2 separate regions of the Mus musculus genome follow, and region 2 is linked to region 1. A link is a loop called in an ENCODE intact Hi-C map of the cell type or tissue named here. Cell type or tissue: heart. All regions are shown on one strand. Each heading gives the region's core, and the rest is flanking DNA. Links, peaks and the distances in the headings are about the cores only.

Evidence for each region. Peaks named below come from ENCODE experiments on the same cell type or tissue, not always from the same donor. Only the 100,000 strongest peaks of a DNase experiment are listed, where the experiment ranks them.
Region 2: it touches region 1 in a loop (7-fold over the local background); 12 of 42 quality-filtered maps call a loop at or near these places.

The regions. Positions count from the first base shown.
Region 1 is chr2:58,829,112-58,832,031 of GRCm38, reverse strand. It overlaps Ccdc148 (coiled-coil domain containing 148), which reads left to right. Exons shown (of 15, transcript NM_001372501.1): 13 at 2,165-2,282. Among named protein-coding and RNA genes, the nearest start is that of Upp2, 75 kb to the right of the region's middle. In heart, for the core only: a CTCF peak has its summit at 1,575 (motif pointing left); no DNase peak of the experiment used is centred there.
Region 2 is chr2:59,423,587-59,426,506 of GRCm38, reverse strand. No RefSeq gene overlaps it. Among named protein-coding and RNA genes, the nearest start is that of Gm46743, 4.5 kb to the right of the region's middle. In heart, for the core only: a CTCF peak has its summit at 1,559 (motif pointing right); DNase peaks (open chromatin) are centred at 416 and 1,576.

The DNA.
Region 1 (2,920 bases), core at 139-2,638:
AGACCAGAAAGATGCCCATCCTCAGGTCCCCGCCCCACCCTTACTGTCTCCTCCTCTCTGCTCTCACCACTCCTAGCGTCTCCAAAATCCTCATCCTACAGATGGCCAGACGGACACGGCTCAAATGTCCCTCCTCTGTGAGGCTCTTCTTATGAACCTCAACAATCTAACAAGTGGCTACCTCACTTTTCTGCAACACCAGGGGACCATATGTGTACCTTCCTGCCAAGTCTGAGAACCTTGTTTGGTTCTCAGGCATGTCTTGTTTCCATGTTAAGTTATAAACTTCTAAGGAAGACTCTTGTATCCTCAGCATGCCCACGCTGCCTAGTGCAGTAGGTGTTTAGGGACACTTGATGTAGGAGAAGAGATCTAGGGAGAAGGACCGCACAGAGGTTAATTGCAGGGGGTGGGATGGTGGAGGCTAAGCTTCGCTGCTGAGGAGAGTCTTTCTGGGTTACACTTCTGCTCTGCTACTTAATGAGCGTGGGACTTCTGACAAATTACACCATTTGTCCGTGCCTCCATTTCTGTACCTGTAGAAGACAAAATTATATATACAAAATTATACCCTCGGCGTATGATTGTTGTGAAGTGTTAAAAGAAGCAATTGTAAAGCACTTAGTACAAGACCTTTGTCTCCTGAGCACTCAGCATATATGGAATCTCCAGCGTGGAAGGGCCAGCAAAGACACCGCCGTAGAGAATACTGCAGCGTATACTAAGGGCAAAGGGCATCTGCGACTAATGTGACAAAGCAAATTAAATCCAAGCTGTTGCCCAAAGCAGGCCAGCATGGCTTCCATCGTCCTAAGAACTCAGGTGCCTGTTTTTTGGAAATGGTGGATCTCCTCTCCCAAAGTCAATAGAATCACTTTGACAGGAATACAGCTGTAATCAAGGCTACTCGATTTTACGGGCAGCAGAGAGTGATGATATGTTTTATAAAATCAAGAATATGTTTTTATAGAGCGAGGTATGGTGTGGTGGGAGGGGGTGCCTCAATGGCCCATGCTGAGGTACCAGCCCAACCATGCGAAGAGTATAGTATAGAACAGAGATTGTTTGTGGGCATGGGAAAGGGAGTTGAGAAGGGAGTAGAGGAAGAGAAAGAGAAGGGACAGAGAAAGACAGAAAGAGAGGGGGGGAGGAGGAGGAGGAGGATGGGAGAGGGGAGGAAGAGGAGGAGGGGGAGGGGGAGGAGGAGGGGGAAGAGGAAGAGGAGGGGGAAGAGGAAGAGGAGGAGGGAGAGGAAGAGGGGGAGGAGGAAGAGGAGGAGGAGGAGGGAGAGGAGGAGGACAGGAATACTTCGAGGACTGGGAGAGAGAAAGAGGTTAGGGAGAGAAGAGTGTCAGAGAGTCTGAGAGAGTCAGAGAGGCCAAACAGTCCCTTTTTTAGCCAGCCTGGCTGTTGCTAGGTAACTGTTGGGTGGAGCGTAGAAGGAATGCCAACAGAGAGGGCTAGGTGAGCTCATACACGGAGCCATGTTTTAATGCACCCTGTTTTAATATCTGATGATTTGAAAGGAGATGGGGAACTATTGCCGAAAGGGAAAGTCATGTTTTTGCTGCCATCTACAGATGTCAGAGTGCAATTTGTAAAGTTTTCTAACATGTCAATAAGCCCACCTCATGGAGAGACACTATATACGAAGCATAGTTTAAGTTCTAGTCACCTAAATAATTTAAGCACGTTATTACAGTAATTTTTTTTAACCACACTTTCTGAAAGTATGTGCATTTAGTCAGGAATTCAATCTTTATAACTCCTCAAGCTGTGTTCAAACTTGTCATCAGAAGGCTGTGTCATAACTCAGGACAGTGTGATTATTGCTCAGGGCACCTCCGCTGTAGCTAGGGCAGCTAGCCAACAGGGTCAGGGTTTAAAATGGTGGTAGAGAAGTCTGAGCTCAGCTGGGTTTTAACCAGGTTTTCCTGTATCTCACTGGTTACTGGAATCACTGTAAATGGCCTCTTATTGTTTGGATTAAGAAATCAAACCAAGTAAAATCAAATGGTGGAGTGGCATCCCCTCTGAGATGGCTCCTGGTGCACTCTTGTCACAGTACTCTGTGTGTGTGTGTGTGTGTGTGTGTGTGTGTGTGTGTGTGTGTGTGTGTGAATTATGGCCCATCTACCTGTCCTGTGTCGTCTCTTTTCAAAAGGGTTAAATATAGACAAGAATTGTTGGAGAAGCGTTTGATGGAGAGAAAAAAATTGGCCCTTCAAGAAGTCCAGGAAGAAGAAGAGAGAGAAAGGCGGCTGGAAGCCCTACGAAAGCAGGTGTTTTCAATTTGGAAATTTTCATTTGTTTTTTTAAATGTTTCTAAGTGTGCTAATGATATTATTACTGAGACTTAGATCATGATATCTGCTATACAAAACGTAACTTTTCCAAACGAGGACATGGTTTTCATTCCCAGGAGCCAGTGAGGTTTATGTTGAACCCGGTCCAGTTTCTTGATATATTTAAAGACGTTTATCAGCAGCATTTAAAAAGCTCTCTCCCCAGATTAAGTGTGTCCATATCCCCTCCAGTTCATTATCCAAACAGTATCTGTTTGCATCAGTGAAACTCTTGTTTCCAGTCAAAGGACTTCCCTGTCCTCAAAAATGTGGTAGAGCAAGATAATCCACTCTCAAGTGGGAACCTTTGCTTGGAAAAATCCCACAGTCAACAAGCCCTCTTAGGCATCACTTTACAAATACCCCCTTTGTATAGCATTAACAGCCTCCCATGGCCTTGCCTAAGGAAAGGAGGCAAAGTAGATAAAAGTAGACAGTGCATGGCAAATTTTCTTAAGAAACTGAGAAATGGGATAGTCCCTCTGGTAATTTTTCTAAACTTTGACCCCCCCAGAGATTTGTTCAACTGATAACCACACAGCCTAACCAATGGGAAGTGGCTGTGTAGTCCCCTT
Region 2 (2,920 bases), core at 196-2,695, 590 kb before region 1:
CCGTGGCCTGTCCAGGCTCAAACCTCCACAGCCAGAGCCTCTCCTCACCGACACTTGTGCAGCAGTAACCCTCTGTCATCTTTCACAGCGTGTTAGGTACCTTTTCACTGCTGTGACCAATAACTAAGAATAGCGTCTTGAAGGGTAGGAGCTTTATTGGGGCTTATGATTTCAGATGGTTCAGTCCGTTGTGGTTTGGATAGGGTGGAGTGGGGTGGAGAAACTCAGTTATATCTAGGCAGGACAGGAGCAGAGAGTGAGACCAGAAGTTTCTAGTGGTATGTACCCACTAAGGTACCTGTCCCCTCCACAATCTCCCAAAATACCGCGACCAGATGGAAACCAAACATTCAAAACATGAGCCTTTGGGGGTGTTTTATATTTAGTCTATGACACACACTGATGGCCTTCTCTGACAAGCCTGGCCAGGAAGTACTGGTTGTGACCTGATTTTTCTAAACTCCAAACAATGGACTCTTCGATATTTTGAGACACTTGAGCCCGGAGATTTCTTGGCATGATGAATCTGTTTCTAGAGTCACACCCAGTCAGAGAGGATAGTCAATGAAGGGTACAGTCAAGGTTAAACTCAAGTGTTCTCCTCTCTCCCATTTTGTTTACAGAGAATGTGAAGAAGGAAGTCAGGCCTATAATGTGGAAGTCAGTTGGCCACAACTAAAATTATTTGGCTAAATCGGACATAGAAGGCTAGCAAACATGATTTTGCTTGTGTGCGATAACTGGAATAGGCAAGTTCATAGAGACAGGAAGTAGAGCAGAGGTACCCAGGGACCCGGGAGGGTGACACAGGGAATTGGTGTTCATGGGGTAGAACTTTTGTTTGAAGTTAAGTGAAAAGCCTATGAATGATGAATGATCCATGATGCTGCACAGCATTGAGAATATACTGAATTCCTTTAAACTGTGCATCAAGAGATGGTCAAATCGGAAAATTTGCATTGCATTTTCTTTACCCCCCCCCCCCAGAAAGCAGACCAAGGGACATGTAGGCATGTTAGAGGGTTTAGTGTTGGCTATCCTGAGACAGCATCACCCACTGTGGGCAGCTCCTAATGTGAGTTGTGTAGCAGAGCCATGGTCCTGGGGGAGCAGCTAATGGGCTAGGTGGAAGTGCTGCTCAGCCGTGGGGTGAACAGCTCCTGCTCTGGCCCATCTTGGGGTGTGTGTGTGTGTGTGTGTGTGTGTGTGTGTGTGTGTGTGTGTGTGTGTATGGGGGTTGGGGGAGGTGGCACGGGCACTAGGATGTCCTACTTTATCACCTTAAGTAGCTCCCTTGCTGAGAAGACATTAGAAGAGGTCTTTTGCTTTAGCAGGGCTGGAACAGACTGGAAAAGCCAGGTGTGGATGTAACCCCCCCCCCACATACACACACACACACACACATACAGGAGTGCTTAGAGGGGTGTGTGGGATCACAGCGCCACAATTCTAGAAACAGGGACAAAACCAAGCATACTCTGAAAACACCAGTTGTCTGAGTTCAGTCTTCCCCTAGGATAGATGAGTTGACCATGGAGCAAGTTTCAGACAGAGGCCTCTAGATGGTGCACAGACCGTGATAAATACCCGAGGAGGCAGGGCTTCGTCTGTAATTGGAGCCTCAAGGCTCACTCCAGATGCAGGGGTTTTATAACATGCTCTCCCTACTCCAGCCAAGCGATACCCCCACCCATGTACCCTTCTGGATAGTTTCAAAGATGGCAGCTTTGATCATCTTGAGGGCAGTGGTAGAGGAAGGAAGTCCTGTAGCCCTCTACCAGCAAAGAGGCCAAGGATACAGAAAATCTCTCAGAAAGGGTGTCATCCACCCAGGCTATAGGTTGCTATAAGTCAAAGGTGAAGGCCATTGAGCACTAGCTAAGCATCATGAGAGAAGGGACAACTCTGTTAGCTGGGAGGAAAGACTGATTTCAAGTCTTGAGGCCTGGAAACAGTGGGCTTTTCTTACTGGGGTGTTTAGCCTCAGTAAGAGCCACAAGAAAGCCAGGGGCAGGATGGAGCTGTGGCTCAGACCTGCAATCCAGGACAGCAAGGCTGGATAACTTCTCTGCCTGCCAGGGCCATGTTTACTTATGCAAACAGCTGACACATGGCTGCAGACCCAAGCAGGGACAGCCTCCACTGTGGTCTAGACAACGGTGCAGCAAGCCACTGCTATGAGAAGAGAGAAAGTGGGGCTCACTCTCAGTCTGTACCCAGGTCAACCCCATGGTTTTCCACGATACCATACCACTGCCTGAGCTCTCAACTCTCTTCCACTGTTCAGGAAGCTGGGCAAACAGAGCCAGCGGGTTGGGTTGGTCAGACACATTTACAGAGGCCCTCCAAGGACTCATGCTTGACGTAGCATGTGGTGAGGTAAAGGTTGTAGAAACTTGTGCCTCAGGCCTCAAGAAGATGAAGTTTACAGGAAGACGGTTCAGCAGTCATGCCTGCCTGACTTTTCGAGGCTATTCGAATTACAATGAAAGATAATTAAGATCAACAAGTTAACTTCTAAGTCTTATTTGTCACATATGGAGGACGTAATAGCCCCAGCGTGCAGTGGCTACCACGTGGGCGGCACAATGGTTGCTATCATTGCAGAACACTCTACTGGACAGCGCTGTGGCATTGTGGGTACTCATGGACCATGCCATGAGTCCACTTATGCAGCTGTCGATTCATAGCAAATTAATAAGAGACGAGACTCAGAAGAGCTGTGCTCCTCAGAGAGTTGTTGATGGCCCTAGAGTACAAAAGCATTGTGAGGATGTTCATAACTGAATGGTTCTCTGGGAGTGCTGGCAAGTATGGGGATAGAATTTACAGTAATATAGAAGTGCACTCTCTTAACTGTAGCCTTCAAATGTATGGGGCCTCCTTTCTGATTCATGGGATATATGGTATTCTCTCCTAT